Regions from separate parts of the Homo sapiens genome. Here region 2 is linked to region 1. Evidence: chromatin loops called from intact Hi-C (ENCODE). Cell type or tissue: IMR-90. All regions are shown on one strand. Links, peaks and the distances in the headings refer to the core of each region. The heading gives the core; the rest is flanking DNA.

Region 1 (10,268 bases), core at 356-8,355:
CCCTCTGTCACTCATGCCTTGCCTAATTGTTCACAATGGTGGAAAGCTTCATGTAATATGATCAGGACCCACCTCCAGTTCTTCTGAAAGTGTGACAGTGTCCAGCCGGTTCTGCAGCACTAGGGGAGGGGGCAGATGGTGGTTGCATGGGCTTCCTGGGTCTCCACTCTCCGTCTGGCCTAAAGGTGATGTATTTGGTGTTTGGCCCTGCAGTCCCCACTCTTGAGGCTTAAGGCGCATGTGGCACACCACTCCTTCCAGCAGTAGTCGCTTTACTGTTACCTGTTTAGGCCTAGAAGTTTTCCCTCATCTGTAAATGTGATTTAAAATCTAAGCCATGAATATGCTTTATTTATTAAAAGAGTTATGCGGATTTAATGTGATTTCTAGTGTAAGGCACTACAAATTTAGGTTTTGACAGAGTCAAATTCTTACTGAGGCACCTAGAAAAGAAGTATTTTCCCAATCCCCGTGGCACTTGATGGTGACAGCTGTCAGCACCTGGACCCGTTAACCCTCTGGGGGTCCCCTGGGCTGTTGCCCGTTGTTCCCAGCCCATCACCAGGAGCATTCTTTCCACCCTTGCAATCTTCCACACACCCCACATGGCTCTTCAGCGTGACGTGCACAACTTTATTGAGGAAATAGTTTTATTAGTGTTGCCCGAATGAGAAAAACCAAGTTGTTTGTTTTTTCTTTTTCTTTTTTTTTTGAGACGGAGTCTCGCTCTGTTGCCCAGGCTGGGGTGCAGTGGTGCCATCTCGGCTCACTGCAAGCTCCGCCTCCCGGGTTCGTGCCATTCTCCTGCCTCAGCTTCCGGAGTAGCCGGGACTACAGGCGCCCGCCACCACGCCTGGCTAATTTTTTGTATTTTTTGGTAGAGACGGGGTTTCACCGTGTTAGCCAGGATGGTCTCGATCTCCTGACCTCGGATCCGCCTGCCTCGGCCTCCCAAAGTGCTGGGATTACAGGCGTAAGCCACGGCGCCAGACCCAAAAAACCGAGTTATTTTGGAGCAGGTCACTGTGTGCTGGAACCAGATCCTTTCACAGAGGCCCTGTTCTTCCTTCCCTGTCCCATGTTTTATTTTTCCGTAGGTGACGACTAAGAGCTGCCCAGGGCCTTGCAGCTAGTACATGGTGGAGCTGGGACTTGAACTGAGGTCTGTCTCCAGGGCCCATACTCAAATGCAGTTCTCATAACAGAGAGTGAGGCCCCCAGGGCTGACCATGTTAGCACCATCCTCTTCCTTGTTAGCCCAGGTTTCACAGTAGATGGGACTATTGTAAACACCAGCTCCTGCAGCAGGTGCTGATTTTCTTAGGACTTGGCCCTGCTGCTGTGACATTATCTCTCCTGTAGCAGCCTTTGGGGGAGGAATCGAGGTGCGTGAGGAGGGCTCTCACAGCAAACTCAGCTCCTCAAGACGATTCACTTATGAAGGGATAGAATCAAGGCTTAAAACCCAGTGTCACTAACAAGCAGATATTTCCCTATGGCTGTGTTCCTCCACCCCCACAAGTAACAGTTTGAAGAGTGACGGGGGTCTGCTTCTATGCCCTTTTTAATGTTTGGTTTTGAAATGGACGTAGAAAAGTAGATGGTGATAGCATTCACTGCAGCCTATCTGCTGTACCCACTGATGAACAGATGAGATTTTAGCCATTCACCTTTATTTCAGAGTGTTCCTTGGTTACAGGGAGGGGTGTGCAAGACCCTGGGCTCTGGGGGAGGGGCTGAGCTGCCCAGTCAGAGCCGGCCTCAGCCCCCTCAGCCATCCAGGGATTCGAAAGGGTGCTTGGTCTCAAACTAGGTGCTGACTCTGAGGGCTTTCACGGTCCCTTGAACTTCTGATCCTCCTTTTCCTCAAAATCAGTGCTAGGACTCATAAGTTATGGAGTCCAAGATTAACAATGCTAAATCCTCAAGCTGACTGAAGAATGCCGAGTTTGACTGTGAAATAGAAATGTTAAAATACAGAAACAACCCTTCTATTGTGACTACCTGTTAAGGTCCTGCAATTAATACAACGAAAGTACCATTTTTGTTGAAAAGTAGGTGGTTAGGGGCTTCCAAAAGCCCCTGGTAGCTGTGCCCACAAAGGAAAACGAGTGTAGACACGAAGGGGAAGAAGGCTGTGCTCAACTTGTTAGAATATAGGGCTGTTTCTCCCGAGATTGAGGTAGCACTACAACGCAGAGGACCAGGCAGGCCAGAGTGGCCCCACCTGCCCTTGCCCCCTCTAGGCTAAGTGAAACAGCTAGAGAGAGGGCGGCAAGCGCAGGGACTTGACCTCCAGCTCTGTCTAGTCAAAACACTTTAAGATGCGCTCTCCAATCCCAATAAAATAGACCCCTTGAGCAATCCCAAAGAGAGGTGCTATGACCAGTGCCCGGCAGCCAGCGCCTTTCATGAAGGCAGATGGTCCCTCCTGAATCCAGAGTTTCCTGGGGAGAAAGAAGAGCCAGTGAGCTGATGGGCAGGGGCATTCTGCAAGCAGCCCTCAGTGGCAGCCTCTCCATTTGTGCACCTCTCATTTTAGAATAGTGCCTTCCACAACAAGAGCAAGAGGCCAACGGTGTGGGAGCTGTGCCTCGCCCGCTAGGTGCATGCAGGTTGGTTACTTATGCAGTTGGGTCAAGGCCTTGGAAACAGGCTTGATGTGGCTAGAATCTTTGGTGAGAGATGCTGTAGGGATGCCAGGAAGAAGAAAAAGGCTCCCAGTACATTCTGTTTTCTTTGAGAGGTGAGGGAAAGACAGACTTCAAAGAAACCCAGAGCCCAGCAATTCAAGTTGGTCTCTAAATCTGGTCTAGGCAGACACCCACGCAGAGGAACCTGTCCCAGCCACCATTTGAGGGGACACTGGCTCTCACCTGGCACAGTCGGTGATCCCACTGTACATGTCCTCGCCCAGGCCTTTCTTGAGGGTTTGGATTCGAGTTTTCAGAACTAAATCAAGTAAAAGTTAAAGTAAGTAGTGAACAGCTTACTTTCGGTGTCCTCCCCTCAACACTAAGGGGCTGGGCCCTCCTGTAGAGCCACCACATATAAAACTGACTCATAGGCCGGGCGCAGTGGCTCACGCCTGTAATCCCAGCACTTTGGGAGGCTGAGGTGGGCAGATCACAAGGTCAGGAGTTTGAGACCAGCCTGGCCAACATAGTGAAACCCCATCTCTACTAAAAATACAAAAATGAGCCGGGCGTGGCGCGTTCCTGTAGTCCCAGCTACTCATGAGGCTGGGGCAGGAGAATCGCTTGAACCAGGGAGGTGGAGCTTGCAGTGAGCCGAGATTGTACCACTGCACTCCAGCCTGGGCAACAGAGCAAGACTCCATCTCAAAAACAAAAAAAGAAAAAAAAAAACGGTCATGAGGCCAGTTCTGCCATTGTGTGATCTGTAAGTGGAGGTCTTCTTCTTTGGGCCTCAGCTATAAAATAAATGAGTCATGTTACTGTGGCTTTGTTTGGTTTTGTTGAGACAGGGTCTCGCTCTGTTGCCCAGGCTGGAGTGCAGTGGCACAATCAGCTCACTGCAGCCTCAACCATCTGGGCTCAAGTGATCTTGCCACCTCAGCCTCCCGAGTAGCTGGGACTACAGGCACGCACCACCACACCCAGCTAATGTTTTCATTTTTTTTTTTTAGAGACAGGGTCTCACTTTGTTGCCCAGGCTGGTCTCAAATTCCTGGGCTCCTGTCTCGGTCTCCCAAAGTTTCGGGATTACAGGCGTGAGCCGCCGCACCTGGCCAGGTTACTGTTGGTATAGGAAGTCTACCCGCAAGTTTAGGGAGCTGGAGGCAGCCCTAACACGGAGGGAAGCATTGTCTTCTCATGCCAGGTTTAGCTCCCACCATTAGCCGCAAATTTTATGTATTTATTTACTTTTTGAGATGAAGTCTTGTGCTGTCGCCCAGGCTGGAGTGCAGTGGTGTGGTCTTGGCTCACTGCAACCTCCACCTCCTGGGTTCAAATGATTCTCCTACCTCAGCCTCCCAAGTAGCTGGGACTACAGGCATCCGCCACCACACTCTGCTAATTTTTTTTGCATTTTTAGTAGAGACGGGGTTTCACCATGTTGGCCAGGATGGTCTGAAACTCCTGACCTCAGGTGATCCAAAAGTGCTGGGCTCCCAAAGTGCTGGGATTGCAAGCGTGAGCCACCACACCCAGCCAGCCCCAAATTTTAACACATCAGCAATAATTTATAGCTGGGGCTCACAACTCTTCTGAGGGGATGAAAAGCTAAAGCAATCAGCATCTTGAAGGCGAGGGATGTGTCAGGGATGAGAAACAGAAGGAAGGTCTCTTGGGACCCACTTTCTCCATGAGGGCCTCTAGTGAGCCTCCGCCAGCAGCCAGATTGCAACCCAGTATGGCTTCCAGGGTCAGGCTGTTTTATCTATAAGTGCAAAATTACTGTTTATCCCATAGAAAGGACACGTCTCCCAACTCCTTACCATCTAGAGGCGTCACTGCGACCGCAGCTATGGAACCTGCCACACAGCCTGACACGAAGGAATGTGCAAAGGACGCCTTACCGGCGAGCTCGTTGAACCCCAGGTTGTTAAGGTTGGCAAACAGTGGGAAGTAGATGATGGAGAAAGGAATGTCTCTGCAGAAGAGGAAGGAGAAACACTGAGCTCCGAGCTGCCCTGGGGCTGCCACCCAAGGTGAGACAATGAGCTTTGCTGTGAGCTGTGGGGCTTACAGTGAGAGGAGCCACGGGGACTCATCCCTTCTTTTGTGCCCCGTGAGCGTGGGTGAGGGACAGCAGGGGACAAAAGAGCTGTTGCCATCTGTTCCGCCGTCCCAGCTCCTTCCTCTGCCCTGCAGCACCTGCAGCCTCTTGACTGCCAGAGGCAAGTCCGAGGCGGGAAATGCGTTCTGTACAGGGGCAGGCAGGCTAAGGGAAGATGAGGGGCCTGGCCACTCATTACTATGAACTCTGCGGTCCTCTGTAGACAGGGCTTTCTTAGGTGCCTTTGGGCCACAAAACACCCAGCCTTCCTGTGGGCCTGGTCATCACTATGCAAGCGGCCTAAAACTTTAGTCTTCTAGGTACCCATTCTGTGCCACCCTGGCCAGTTCCAGACAAAACAGGAAGCATGGAAATCGTTTGCTCACCTGGGTTTGGATATTCTGGGAAGGACACAGAGGCAGATAGGGACAACCAGCTCTCTGGCCCTCGTGCCCTCCCCCGTGCACTTGTCCTAGGGAACCGGAAGAAAGGCTCACCTGAGGAGAGTGGCACCCAGGCCCCTGTAGAGCCCAGCCAGGCCCTGAGTGCGGAGCAGCTCCCAGGCAATGAGGGTGGCAGAGGGGCGCCTGTGGGTGGAAGCCGAACCAGTTGTGTAGGACCTGGAGGTGGAGGGTGCTGAGGCCGAGCCCTGATGATGGACGGCTGGAAGGGAAAGGACAGACATCAGTACCTGGTCCCCAACAGATGCTACGAAACACTCCTGAGTGTGGCTCTCAATCCCTGCCCCTGGGACAGTTCAGAGGCCAGGCTGACACCTCAGCTGGCATCCAGAAGAATGTCCTAATTTTAGAATGTTAATTTTTGGCTCTGAGGACGTCTTCCTAAGGTCTACAGTATCTCAGGAGCTATCCCAATGCTGAGAACACTTCCCAAGAGCACAGCCACAGCCTGGCCCGCTTGCTTCTCCGCCACGTTCCTTAGGGCTCCATTCCTTACCCTCCCATTAAAACTGGTTTTGATCTGGCTTCCATTTCTAAACCATTTCTCAGCCTATGTAGGTCATTTTTATTTTTAGTTATTTTATTTATTTTTTTGCAGTGGTGCGATCTCGGCTCACTGCAACCTCTGCCTCCTGGGTTCAAGTGATTCTCCTGCCTCAGCCTCCCTAGTAGCTGGGGTTATAGGCACATGCACCACACCTGGCTGATTTTTGTATTTTTAGTAGAGATGGTGTTTCACCATGTTGGTCAGGCTGGTCTCAAAACTCCTGACCTCAGGTGATCCACCTGCCTTGGCCTCCCAAAGTGCTGGGATTACAGGCATGTGCCACCATACCTGGCTGATTTTTGTATTTTTAGTAGAGAAGGTGTCTTACCATGTTGGTCAGGCTGGTCTCAAACTCCTGACCTCAGGTGATCCACCTGCCTTGGCCTCCCAAAGTGCTGGGATTACAGGCATGTGCCACCATACCTGGCTGATTTTTGTATTTTTAGTAGAGAAGGTGTCTTACCATGTTGGTCAGGCTGGTCTCAAACTCCTGACCTCAGGTGATCCACCTGCCTCCCAAAGTGCTGGGATTACAGGCGTGAGCCACCGCACCCAGCCTAGGTGATTTCTAGACACAAAAAGAATTTGTGGCTTTCCACCATTAGGCAGAACATACATGAAATTCCCGTGTCCTAAAATGCTAATAGGATGGAATGGTCTCCCTCAGGCTTCCAGGTCACCTCCTCCTGCTCGTCCTCCAAGATAAGGTGAGCAGGTCCTTCCCACTCTTCCCTATTTGGTAGAATTTGATTCTTTAAATCATTCAGAGCCTATCATTTGATAAGTTCAATATTACTCATTAGAATGGAGTTATACCACATTTAAAATGTTGTGAGGTGGCCGGGCACGGTGGCTCACACCTGTAATCCCAGTACTTAGGGAGGCCAAGGCAGGCGTATCACCTGAGGTCGGGAGTTCAAGACCAGCCTGACCAACATGGAGAAACCTTGTCTCTACTAAAAATACAAAAAAAAATTAGCTGGACGTGGTAGTGCATGCTTGTAATCCCAGCTACTCAGGAGGCTGAGGCAGGAGAATCACTTGAACCTGGGAGGCAGAGGTTGTAGTGAGCCAAGACAGTGCCATTGGACTCCAGCCTGGGCAACAGAGTGAAACTCTGCCTCAAAAAAAAAAAAAAAATAATAATAATAATAATAAAATAAATAATAATAAAATAAAATGTTGTGAGCCCCATTAATAACCATGGGATTTGTGACACTGAAATTCTGTATTTCTTTTCCTAAATCTCAGTGTCTGAGAAGCTTTGCTTAGATTATAAGTCCTTGCCAAAAGGAAGCTATTCCCAATGTCATGTCCCAGATTTGATTGGTATCCAGCAGGAAAATATTTCATACTAGGAATCTAGTTATCCGCACATTTTCTTTCTGTTTTTTTTTTCTCGAGATGGAGTCTCGCTCTGTCACCTAGGCTGGAGTGCAATGGTGCGATCTCCGCTCGCTGCAACCTCTGCCTCCCGGGTTCAAGTGATTCTCCTGCCTCAGCCTCCCGAGTAGCTGAGATTACAGGCATGTACCACCACGCCCGGCTAATTTTGTATTTTTAGTAGAGATGGGGTTTCGCCATGTTTGCCAGGCTGGTTTCGAACTACTGACCTCAGGTAATCTGCCTGCCTCAGCCTCCCAAAGTGCTGGGATTACAGGCATGAGCCACTACGCCCAGCTGCTTTTTTTTTTACTGGAGACTAGTTCTTGCTATGTTGCCCAGGCTGGGCTCAAACTCTGGATCCTCCTGCCTCAGCCTCCTGAGTAGCTGAGATTACAGGAGTGTACCACGCTGAACCAACACCACTCCATCATTCTGAGAGGACCAGGATTTAGGAAAGGGCCAAATTTCTCTTCCAAGAAAAAAACAAAAGAATGGGAATGATTCTCTTCTCCCTTTTTATGCCTTTCTACCAAAAGCCAGCTTCTATAGCATAAAATACTGACTGGAGGTTTCAGTGAGCCAGTCATTGGCATTTCTTTTTTTTTTTTTTTTTTTTTTTTTTTGAGATGAATTCTCGCTTTTGTCCTCCAGGCTGGAGTGCAAATGGCGTGATCTCAGCTCACTGCAACCTCTGCCTCCTGTGTTCAAGCGATTCTCCTGCCTCAGCCTCCCGAGTAGCTGAGATTATAGGCACACACCACCACGCCTGGCTAATTTTTGTATTTTTAGTAGAGACGGGGTTTCACTGTGTTGGCCAGGCTGGTCTTGAACCCCTGACCTCAGGTGATCCGCCTGCCTCGGCCTCCCAAAGTGCTGGGATTACAGGCGTGAGCCACCACGCTGGGCGGCATTTCTTTCTTTCTTTCTTTCTTTCTCTCTCTCTCTCTCTCTCTCTCTCCTTCCTTCCTTCCTTCCTTCCTTCTTTCTTTCTTTCTTTCTTTCTTTTCTTTTTGAGATGGAGTCTTGCTCTGTCTCCCAGGCTGGAGTGCAGTGGCGCAAGCTCCACTCACTGCAAGCTCTGCCTTCCAGGTTCACGCCATTCTCCTGCCTCAGCCTCCCGGATAGCTGAGACTACAGGTGCCCGCCACCACGCCCAGCTAATTTTTTGTATTTTTAGTAAAGATGGGGTTTCACCGTGTTAGCCAGGATGGTCTCAATCTTCTGACCTCATAATCCGCCCGCCTCGGCCTCCCAAAGTGCTGGGATTACAGGCGTGAGCCACGGCACCCAGCTGGCATTTCTTAAAATCTTTAGGAGATCAAGTCTAATTGTGAAGAAAATGTGACAGAAGCCTTAAGTATTTTCTGACCCTCTGAATCAACATTCTCATTTCTGCTATTTGTTCTAGAGCTGGCAGCATTGATGAAATGGGTAACCATAAATGAAGACTTTTTTTTTTTTGAGACAGAGTCTCACTCTGTTGCCCAGGCTGGAGTGCAGTGGTGCAATCTCAGCTCACAGCAACCTCTGCCTCCCAGGCTCAAGTGATTCTCCTGCCTCAGCCTCCCGAGTAGCTGGGATTATAGGCATGCACCACCACGCCCGGCTAATTTTTGTATCTTTAGAAGAGATGGGGTTTTACCATGTTGGGCAGGCTGGTCTCGAACTCCTGACCTCAAATGATCCACCTGCCTCGGCCTCCCAAAGTGCTGGGATTACAGGCATGAGCCACCATGCCTGGCCAAAAACTTCTACCTGCTTGGAAAGTTGACTGGTCACACAGCCTAGCAAATGAGGTTGGGATGTGGGATGTGCCTGGTTCCAATCCCAGCCCTTTACTGTTCCCATAGGAGGTGGGGACAGGCCTCACCCAGGCGTCCAGCATCCTGCAGCTGAATCTTGAGCATTTCCATGGGACAGGTCACCACGACCTGGCACATCCCAGCCCCACACCCGGCAAGCATCTCCATCTTCAGGTTCCGCTGCATCCTATGGGAACAGGCGTCAGGCTCCTTCAGCCGCAGGCCACAGGCCTGCCCTGGTGCAGCTGCCCTCTTGTGAGAGGGGGACTTTCCCTGGATGGCACCCGTGGCTGCCACTCACCCAGCTGGTCAAGTCATCAGCTAGCCCTTAGGTGTGGTCTCTGTACGGACAGGGGACTAAGTTTAAAACAAAGCCTGCTAGGGAGGTAGCACCGCATGGAAGCTGAAAACAGTGACAGAGAAAACTACCCAGACCAGGCGTTGTCCTTGATCCCTTCAGGAACATCACTGGGCAATGTGAGGCACAGAGAGAGCTAGAAAGTGTTTGGGGGCTGATTTGTTTTTCCTGAGACGAGGTCTCGCTCTGTGACCCACGCCGAAGTGCAGTGGAGCCAACATGGCTCACTGCAACCTCGACCGCCTGGGCCCAAGCGATCCTCCTTCCTCAACCTCCTAAAGTGCTGGGATTACAGGCATGAGCCACTGCAGCCAGCTTGGTGGCTGATTTTTAAAAATTTATTGGCTAGTTGATGGATTTGTCTGTATATGCTATATGTTCTCTATATTATCTGTCACACTTCCAAAGTATACCAGCTCATTCTCTCCCTTCACTCTCCAGCAGCCCAAACACACACCAGCCCTCAGCCATGTGTGCACATATTTATATGCATGCAGGCAGGTATACTGAGGCACATTTGAAATCTTCTTCCTGCCATCTCTCCCAAAAAACACACAGTGAAGGATCCAACCCCACCCCACCTGGCCATACCCATCTTCCATGAGCAGCCGCCGGAAAAAGTCGTTGGCCGCCAGCTTGATGGCCTTCTCTGGAGTGACCAGAGTGAGGTTCACTGCAGCCCCTGGAAGTGAAGGACAAGATGGGGAGTCAAGGCCATCCCAGAAATAACAGTGCCCCAGGTCTGCCCTTCAGCCCTAGCCAGGCCAGTCCCTGAGTGAAGGGCATTTTTGGGGCCAGGTGGGGCTCCTGAGCCTAATTCACTGAAATAACTTTCCATTCCCACTCCCTACCACATTCTCCTTTTTTTTTAGATGGAGTCTCGCTCTGTCGCCCAGGCTGGAGTGCAGTGGCGCGATCTCGGCGCACTGAAAGCTCCGCCTCCCGGGTTCGCGCCATTCTCCTGCCTCGGC
Region 2 (10,268 bases), core at 648-8,647, 65 kb before region 1:
AGGCATGGTGGCACGTGCCTCTAGTCCCAGCTACTCGGAAGGCTGAGACAGAAGAATCGCTTGAACCCAGGAGGCGGAGGTTGCAGTAGCCGAGATCGTGCCGCTGCACTCTAGCCTGGACAGAGCGAGACTCCGTCTCAAAAAAAAAAAAGAAAAAAAGAAATGTCACAGAGGGCTTCACAGACAGATAAATGGAGATAAACTAGGAAAATGATAGTGAGATATGGAGGAACAGACAGGATCATGTACGTCTTCTATAAACAGCATAATGTGCAATTGATTGTAGCACAAAGTAGAGTTAAGTAGAGAAGATGAGGAGAGTATTCAAAGATAAAATATTAAATAATTTTTCCAGAGTAAACAAATGAATTATTAAATTCAGGAAGCCAAACAATCCCCATTGTGGATGTGTAAAACATAAATTTTATTTGTTTTGGATGTGCAAAACACTTATTTTGGCTGCTTTTTAGAATTTCTCTGGCTTGGTGGCTGTTTCACTAAGATGTGTTTAAGTTTGAAACACCACCAAAGACGGAGAATCTCTAAAAAGCAGCCAAGCCGGCCTGGGGCTCACGCCTGTAATCCCAGCACTTTGAGAGGCCAAGGCGGGCAGATTGCCTGAGCTCAGGAGTTTGAGATCAGCCTGGGAAACAGGGTGAAACCCCGTCTCTACTAAAATACAAAAAACTAGCCGGGCGTGGCAGCGTGCGCCTATAGTCCCAGCTCCTTGAGAGGCTGAGGCAGGAGAATTGCTTGAACCCGGGAGGCAGAGGTTACAGTGAGCCAAAATCATGCCATTACACTCCAGCCTGGGCAACAGAGTGAGACTCCATCTCAAAAAAATAAGGCAGCCAAAATAAACTGTATCATTATGATGGAACACTTAGTAGAATGACAACAGACTGCTCAACAATTGTAAGTGAAAGTATAACACAATAGACTAATATTTGTGAAGTATCGAAAAAATGTAACTGCCAATAGAGGGCTGCAGGTGCTTTGGAAATATCTTTCAAATAGAATAAAATGAGTTGGGCGCCGTGGCTCACACCCATAATCCCAGCACTTTGGGAGGCCGAGGCGGGCGATCACCTGAGGTCCAGAGTTTGAGACCAGCCTGGCCAACACGGCAAAACCTCATCTCTACTAAAAATACAAAAATTAGCCGGGCATGGTGGTGTGCACCTGTAATCCCAGCTACTCGGGAGGCTGAGGCAGAATCGCTTGAACCGGGAAGGTGGAGGTTGCAGTGAGCCAAGATCATGCCACTGCACTCCAGCCTTAGAGAGAGAGTGAGACTCTGTCCCAAAAAAAAAAAAAAAAAAAAAAAAAAAAAAAAAGAATAAAATGAAAAAAAATACTTTTGTTTTTTGCTTCTGGAAATGGAAAGAATGGCATAACGGGTTATTCTTTTTTGTGTATATTTTTTTTTTTTTGAGATGGAGTCTCACTCTATTGCCCAAGCTGGAGCGCAGTGGTGCGATCTCAGCTCACTGCAACCTCTGCCTCCCGGGTTCAAGCGATTCTCCTGCCTCAGCCTCCTGAGTAGCTGGACTACAGGCGCATGCCACCATGCCCAAATAATTTTTGTATTATTAGTAGAGGCAGGGTTTCACCATGTTGGCCAGGCTAGTCTCGAACTCCTGACTTCGTGATCTGCTCACATCAGCCTCCCAAAGTGCTGGCATAACAGGTGTGAGCCACCGCGCCCAGCCCTAACAGGTTATTCTTACAGGCTTATTAGTACTATTTGATAACCACACATATAAATTAGATACATATACTTTTATATATAAAGTCCTTATTACAATTTACTATAACCACCATAAGCCAAAGATAATACCTTGGGGTGAGGAAAGATGTTGCTCTTGCAGCTTCTCTTGAGAGAGGAGTCCCAAGTAGCTGAGAACAACATACTTTGTTTCATAGTGAAATCCCAGAGGCACAGTAGAAGAGGACGCCATTGAATTGGCTGGTGAGGCTCCAAAAAGGTCTACTTATGGATGTGTAAAACCTAAGAACAAAAAAGTAATTTTTTCAGTTTAAAGTTTATTACATGCCACTTTAACAGTTGTTTCACACCAAAATGTCTTGTGCAACTCTTTTGAGGTAGAGTCTTGCTCTTGTCGCTCAGGCAGGAGTGCAGTGGCGCAATCTCAGCTCACCACAACCTCTGCCTCCTGGGTTCAAGCCACTGCACTCCAGCCTGGCGACAGAGCAAGACTCCCTCTCAAAGAAAAAAAAAAAAAAGTACTGCACATACAATTACATGCAGTACATAATACTTGATAATACTAGATGACTTACTGGTTTATGTATTTACTACACTTTTTATTGTTAGAGTATACTCCTGCTTATTTAAAAAAAAAAAAAAAGTGAACTGTAAAGCCTCAGGGCAGGTGGTCCTCCAGGAGGGATTCCAGAAGGCATTGTTACTGGAAATGTCAACTCCATGGGTGTTACTGCCTCTGAAGACTGTCCAGTGGGACAAGATGTGGAGGTAGAAGACAGTGATATTAATAATCCTGACTCTGTGTAGGCCTGGGCTAATGAGTCTGTTTGTGTCTTAGTTTTTAGGAAAACAGTTTAAAAGGAAAAGGAAAAAAAAAAGAAAATTTAAAAACAGAAAAAAGCTTATAAAATAAGGATACAGGCAATGCATGGTGGCTCACGCATGTAATCCCAGAACTTTAGAAGGCCGAGGTGGGAGGACTGCTTGAGTCCAGCAGTTCAAGACCAGCCTGGGCAATATAGCAAGACTCCATCTCTACAAAAAAATTTAAAACATTAGCTGGGCGTGGTAGGGCCTGCCTATGGTCCCAGTTACTCAGGAAGCTGAGGCGGGAGGATTGCTTGAGCCCAGGAGGTCAAGACTGCAGTGAGTTATAATTGCACCACTGCACACCAGCCTGGGAAACAGGGCAAGACCCTGTCTTAAAAAAAGAGAAGACAGGCCAGGTGCGGTGGCTCACACCTGTAATCCTAGCACTTTGGGAGGCCGAGGCGGGCGGATCACGAGGTCAGGAGATCGAGACCATCCTGGCTAACAGAGTGAAACCCCGTCTCTACTAAAAATACAAAAAAAATTAGCCGGGCGTGATGGCGGGCACCTGTAGTCCCAGCTACTCGGGAGGCTGAGGCAGGAGAATGGCATAAACCCGGAAGGCGGAGTTTACAATGAGCCGAGATCACGCCACTGCACTCCAGCCTGGGCGACAGAGCGAGACTCCATCTCAAAAAAAAACAGAAGAAAAAAAAAGAGAGAAGACAAAAAGCTAGGTGTGCTGGCTCATACCCATAATCCCAGCACTTTGGGAGGCGGAGGCAGAGGCAGGTTGATTGCTTGAAACCGGCCTGACAACATGGTAACATGGTAAAACCTTGTCTCTAAATAAATGTTAAAAATTAGCCAGGCATCTGGTGCACACCTATAATGCCAGCTACTCAGAAGCTGAGATGGGATAACTGCTTGAGCCCAGGAGGTAGAGGCTGCAGTGAGCCATGATCACGCCACTGCACTCCAGCCTGGGTGACAGAGCAAGACCCTGTCTCAATAACAAAAACAAAAAGAAATAGAAGATAAAGTTTTCTGATAATTTTTTTGTGTTCATTCAACACACATTTATTAAGCTGCAAGGTACTCTATAGGCATTAGACATGAAGACAAACATGATAAATCACCAGACCTCAGGAGTTTTCATAGGAAACCAAAAATACTTATAACAAAAATACAGACTGGAAAAAGAGGCAATGTCGGCAAAATTTAACATCTGTGATAAGCAAACTAAGATAAATATCCTAGAATGATAAACAATTTTTAAAAATAGAAAAAGAATTTCAAATATACAAAATAAAATGGCTATAGATATAAGTGGTTGGCACAGTGGCTCATGCTTATAATTCCAACACTTTGGAAGGACAAGGGAGGAGGATCACTTGACACCAGGAATTCAAGACCAGACTGGACAACACAGTGAGACCCTGTCTCTACAAAAAATGAAATTAGCCCTGGGTGTGGTGGCATGCGCCTGTAGTCCTAGTTACTTGGGAGGCTGATAAGGCAGGAGGATCACTTGAGCCCAGGAGCTTGAGGTTACAAGGAGCTATGATCACATACCAATGCACTGCAGCCTGAGTGACAAAGCAAGACCCTGTCTCAAAAAAAAAAAAAAAAAAAAAATCATACTGGAGGTGGTAAGGAAGACAGACTGAAGAGTAGACGCAAGGAGACAAGTTACGAGAATATGGAAAAACCTCAGCAAGAGATGTAAGAAGGCATGAACTAGCATAGGAACAGAACACTGAAAAGGGAAGGATGGATAGGAAAAAGGTTAGGAATTCAAAGATCTATTGGTTAACTCAATGAGAGAGTGACCCAGGAAGCTGTAAGGTAAGTGGTATTACTCCTATTTCTTAAATCAGATAATATAGGAAGAGTCGGTTTTGGGAAGGATAAGGAAATCACTTTAGGGTATACAGACAGTCCCCGACTTAACGACAGTTTGGCTTACAATTTTTTCACTTTATGATGGCAGTGCAAACAGAATATGCATTCAGTAGAAACTGAACTTCAAGTATCCATACGACCACTCTGTTTTTTCTCTTTTTTTTGAGACTGAGTCTCACTCTGTCCCCCAGGCTGGAGTGCAGTGGCGCGATCTCGGCTCACTGCAAGCTCCGCCTCCTGGGTTCACGCCATTCTCCTGCCTCAGCCTCCCGAGTAGCTGGGACTACAGGTGCCCGCCACCACGCCCGGCTAATTTTTTGTATTTTTTAGTAGAGACAGGGTTTCACCGTGTTAGCCAGGATGGTCTCGATCTCCTGACCTCGTGATTCACCCACCTCGGCCTCCCAAAGTGCTGGGATTACAGGCTTGAGCCACCGCGCCTGGCCTCACTCTGTTTTTTCACTTTCAATATGGTATTCAAGAAATCTGATGGCCGGGCACGATGGCTCATGTCTGTAACTCCACACTTTTGGAGGCTGAGGCGGGTGGATTACCTGAGGCCAGGAGTTCAAGATCAGCCTGGCCAACATGGCAAAACCCCATCTCTACTAAAAATACAAAAATTAGCCAGTCATGGTGACATGCACCTGTAGTCCCAGCTACTTGGGAGGCTGAGACAGGAGAATTGCTTGAACCCAGGAGGAAGAGGTTGAAATGAGCCGAGATCACACCACTGCACTCCAGCTTGGGCAACAAGAACAAGACTCAGTCTCAAAAAAAAGAAATTTGATAAGATAGTCAACACTTTACATAAAATAGTTGTTATATTTCATGATTTTACACAACTGCAGGCTAATGTGTTTTAAGCACACTTAAATGTGCTTAATGTGTGGCTGGGAACAGTGGTTCACATCTGTAATCCTAGCACTTTGGGAGGTCAAGGCAGAGGGATCACTTGAGCTTAGGAGTTTGAGACAAGCCTGGGCAACATGGCGAAATCCCATTTCTACAAAAAATTTAAAAAAAATTTTTTGCTTAATGTGTTTTAAGCACAGGCTAAGCTATGTTTGGTAGGTGTATTAAATGCATTTTCAACATATGATATTTTCCACCTATGATGAGTTTCTCAGAATGTAACCCCACCATAAGTTGAGGAGCATCTGCACTGAATTTTCAAGTACCTACAGGTCATCCAGGTAGTGATACAGAACAAGCAGTTGGATATAAAGGTCTTTAAGAAGTCAGGGGTGGTGGCTCACACCTGTAATCCCAGCATTTTGGGAGGCCAAGGCAGGTGGATCACGCAATCAGGAAATCCAGACCATCCTGGCTAGCACAGTGAAGCCCTGTCTCTACTAAAAACAGAAAAAATTAGCCGGGCGTGGTGGCAGGCGCCTGTAGTCCCAGCTGCTCAGGAGGCTGAGGCAGGAGAATCACTTGAACCCGGGAGGCGGAGCTTGCAGTGAGCCGAGATCGCGCCACTGCACTCCAGCCTGGGCGACAGAGTGAGACTCCGTCTCAAAAAAAAGTCTTTAAGAAAGGTCTAGGCTGGACGCAGTGGCTCACGCCTGTAATCCCAGCACTTTGGGGAGCCTGAGGCAGGTAGATCATATGAGGTCAGGAGTTCGAGACCAGCCTGGCCAACATGGTGAAAACCCGTCTCTACTAAAAATACAAAAATTAGCCGGGCACAGTGGCAGGCACCTGTAATCCCAGCTACTCGGGAGGCGGAGGCAGGAAAATCAATTGAACCTGGGAGGCGGAGCTTGCAGTAAGCTGAGATCGGTCATTGCACTCCAGCCTGGGCAACAGAGTAAGACTCCGTCTCAAATAAATAAATAAATAAATAAATAAATAAATAGGTCTAGGCTGGAGATACAAAATTCTAAGTATTCTGTATAAGTCAATCAAATTACCTAAGAAGACTGAATGGCCCAGCGCCATGGCTCACGCCTATAATCCTAGCACTTTGGGAGGCCAAGGCGGGTAGATCACGAGGTCAGGAGTTCAAGACCATCCTGGCCAACATGGTGAAACCCTGTCTCTACTAAAAATACAAAAATTAGCTGGGCATGGTAGCGCATGCCTGTAATCCCAGCTACTCGGAAGACTGAGGCAGGAGAATTGCTTGAACCGGGACTTGGGAGGCAGAGGTTGCAGTGAGCCGAGATCGCGCCACTGCACTCCAGCCTGAGTTACAGAGCAAGACTCCGTCTCAAAAAAAAAAAAAAAAAAAAGGAGTGAATGGACGACGAGGTGCGGTGGCTCACACCTGTAATCCCAACACTTTGGGAAGCAGAGGCAAGAGGACTGCTTGAGGCCAGGGGTTCAAGATAGCCTGAAAGAAAATAAAATTAACTGGGCATGGTGGCACATGCCTGTAGTCCCAGTTACTTGGGAGGCCGAGATGGGAGGATAGCTTGAGCCCAGGAAGTTGAGGCTGCAGTGAGCCTGGACTGCACCACTGCACTCCAGCCTGGGTGACAGAGCAAGATCCTATCTTTTAAAAAAAACCAATGTGAATGAACAGTGATTTTCAATGGGAGGGGTGTGTCAAAATGTCAGAGGGACTATAGTTTGTAAAAGAATATTCAATATACTTTCAGACTTGGAAAAGGAAAATCACCTATTATTTTTAGACTACAGACTATAGAAGGTAAGGCTCAGTAAATTTTCAGTCTTCTTTGCAGCAGTGATTCTCAGTGCTGGGACAAGAAGGAAAAATAACGTGCCTCCCACCGCCAATGCCACCAGAATAGGAGCCACAGAAATTTTTATTTACCTTATTTTTAATAAAGGAGACATAGGCTACAAAACATGTTCAAAAATACTGGTATAATCTTAAAAAGAACACATTAGAATCCACTAACATTTAAGGGGTAGTCAAAAGATGAGAAGCTGGAAGAGGAACCCTTTCAGTCCAGATTGAAACAGAAAGGTAGAAAGAAAACCAGGAAAGACTGTAATCACAGAAGTCAGGGAGGCACTTCAATAAGAAGGCAGTGAACAACTGTGTCAAACGTAGTAACATGTCAAGAAGAATGAAAATAAGAAGAGTCAGCCGGGCGCAGTGGCTCATGCCTGTAATCCCAGCACTTTGGGAGGCTGAGACGGGCAGATCACCTGAGGTCAGGAGTTCGAGACCAGCCTGGCCAACATGGTGAAACCCCATCTCTTCAAAACTATGAAAATTAGCTGGGCATGATGGCAGGCGCCTGTAATCCCAGCTACTCAGGAGGCTGAGGCAGGAGAATCGCTCAGAGCAGGGAGGCGGAGGCTGCAGTGGGCCAAGATTACGCATTGCACTCCAACTTGGACGACAGAGCAAAGCTCCATCTCAAAAAAAAAAAAAAAAAAGAAAAGAAAAAAAAGAGGGGAGAATAGATAAAATTAATAACAATCTAAGCTTTTGGAAGTCTCTTCAGCGGCCAGGCACAGTGGCTCACGCCTGTAATCCCAGCACTTTGGGAGGCCGAGGCGGGTGCATCACCTAAGGTCAGGAGTTTAAGACCAGCCTGGCCAACATGGTGAAACCCGGTCTCTACTAAAAATACAAAAATTAGCCAGACATGGTGGCAGGTGCCTGTAATCCCAGCTACTCAGGAGGCTGAGGCAGGAGAATCACTTGAACCCGGGAGGCAGAGGTTGCAGTGAGCCAAGATCGTGCCACTGCCCTACAGCCTGGGCGACAGAGCAAGACTTCGTCTCAAAAAAAAAAGTCTCTTTAGCAACAACCCTCTTTTGCTAGAAAATAAAAAAGTCTCAGTATTTCTTTGGTAGCAGGAAGAAGAAAGTATTTACATTTTGAATAAATGCTTTAAATTAAAAAATTGGCCCGGCGTGATGGCTCACGCCTGTAATCCCAACACTTTGGGAGGCCGAGGCAGGCGGATCACCTGAGGTCAGGAGTTCCAGACCAGCCTGGGCAACCTGGTGAAACCCCGTCCCTACTAAAATACAAAAATTAGCCAGGCATGGTGGCGTGCGCCTATAATACCAGCCACTCCGGAGGCTGAGGCAAGAGAATTGATTGAGCCTGGGAGGCAGAAGTTGCAGTGAGCCGAAATCATACCTGCACTCCAGCCTGCGTGACAGAGCTAGACTCCGTCTCCCAAAAAAAAAAAAAATTGAGCCGGGCACAAGTTCATGCCCATAATCCCAACAATGTGGGGGGCTGAGGCAGGAAGCAAGCTTGACCCCAGGAGATTGAGGCTGCAGTGAGCCTGTGATAATACCACTGCACTCCAGCCTGAGCGACAGGGTAACACCCTGCCTCTAATTAAAAGAAAAAAAAATTGATATTCTCTAATTTGTTGTATTCAAATTTGTTGTATTTATCAAGAATCCACATCACTGAAGTCGTTTGCCAACCCAAAAGCCAGAGACAAACTACAAATCACTAAGTTTCCAAATTTGATTTTTAGCCTAATGTTCCTCAAATTTTCTTATAAAACCTGATTGTGTAATTATAAATGCAATCTTAATCATGAATTTCATCATCTTCCACCTTTAACTCTAGTATATATGCTAAAGCCCATATATCTATATATTTGGTGAAGGATTATATTTATTCATTTAAATCTAGTATACAGTTTTCAGACTTTAAATGCATATTTGTTATTCTGGTTATAAACATAACAGACCTACAGTATAAAACAGCCATGCAACTTTTTTTTTTAATTTTTAAATTTTTTGTAGCGATGGAGTCTCACTATGTTGCCCCAGCTGGTGTCAAACTCCAGGCCCCAAGTGATCCTCCAACCTTGGCGTCCCAAATTGCTGGGATTACAAGCGTGAGCCACCATATCTGGCCCCAACTTCTAATTTAGCTTGAGCTTCCAGTTGTGTAGCAATGCAGCAGCTCCTTCAGGACTATGGTTAAATGGGGAAAAGTCAGATCCCAAGAACACTATTATGTAACTAGCACATTTATATTAAATTATAGGACAAAGGTATTGATAACAGGCCAAGTGTAAACTCCACAGCACTACTACAGGGTTATGTCTCTAAGCACAAAATGGGAGAGGACACCCACTTCCTTTGCAACATTCTGCAGTGTCTAATAAGTATATTGCACAATGAACTTTTGCATTTCTTTTTTTTTTTTTGAGACAGAGTCTCTGTCGCCAGGAGTGCAGTGGCATGACCTCGGCTCACTGCAACCTTCGCCTCCTGGGTTCAAGCGATTCTCCTACCTCAGCCTCCCAAGCAGCTCGGACTACAGGGGTGTGCCACCAAGCCCGGATAATTTTTTGTATTTTTTAGTAGAGACGGGGGTTTCACCGTGTTAGCCAGGATGGTCTCGATCTCCTTATCTCCCGATCCGCCCACCTTGGCCTCCCAAAGTGCTAGGATTACAGGCGTGAGCCACTGCGCCCGGAGGGACTTTGGCATTTCTAATAAACATCATATATAAATTACATCTTCGTGACATCTGTTTCTAAAGCATTTTTCTATGTGTTGTCACAGTAATCCTCTATACTTGAATGAAAATTTTATAGATGGAGAAACAAGAACAATTTATTTGCCTAAAATCATACAGCTAGGTAACAGCACAACCACTTAATTGGGTACACCGTCTTCACTTCCTCTTAGACCTTAACTGTATTTATTCAACACATATTTACTATATGCCAGGTAATGTACTAGGTGAGAGGAATGCAGAGGTGAAAACACTAACACTAGTAATACGGAAGGATACGGTAGCAAAACAAGGTGGTTTTTGTAGTATCACAGATCCAGAGTACTGAAAGAAGCAAATTTGTCAGTTTTGAGAATGGACGGGGGGAAAAAAAAGCTAGATTGGATGAAAGGTAATTATGAC

The links. Hi-C counts contacts between places; a loop is a spot of excess contacts. Peaks named below come from ENCODE experiments on the same cell type or tissue, not always from the same donor. Only the 100,000 strongest peaks of a DNase experiment are listed, where the experiment ranks them.
Region 2: a loop joins it to region 1, with 4 times the contacts of the local background. A loop is called at or near these places in 2 of 110 quality-filtered maps.

What each region holds. Positions count from the first base shown.
Region 1 is chr22:17,582,274-17,592,541 of GRCh38, reverse strand. SLC25A18 (solute carrier family 25 member 18) reads right to left here. Exons shown (of 11, transcript NM_031481.3): 6 at 9,889-9,979; 7 at 9,008-9,126; 8 at 5,241-5,406; 9 at 4,463-4,617; 10 at 2,877-2,952; 11 at 1,547-2,447. The coding sequence ends at 2,306. It overlaps ATP6V1E1 (ATPase H+ transporting V1 subunit E1), which reads left to right. Exons shown (of 9, transcript NM_001696.4): 9 at 1-406. It overlaps LOC101929372 (a long non-coding RNA gene), which reads left to right and starts at 3,350. Exons shown (of 4, transcript NR_171783.1): 1 at 3,350-4,675; 2 at 7,156-7,277. In IMR-90, for the core only: no CTCF peak of the experiment used is centred there; no DNase peak of the experiment used is centred there.
Region 2 is chr22:17,647,405-17,657,672 of GRCh38, reverse strand. BCL2L13 (BCL2 like 13) reads right to left here. Exons shown (of 7, transcript NM_015367.4): 2 at 1,841-2,011. The coding sequence starts at 1,961. Among named protein-coding and RNA genes, the nearest start is that of BCL2L13, 14 kb to the right of the region's middle. In IMR-90, for the core only: no CTCF peak of the experiment used is centred there; no DNase peak of the experiment used is centred there.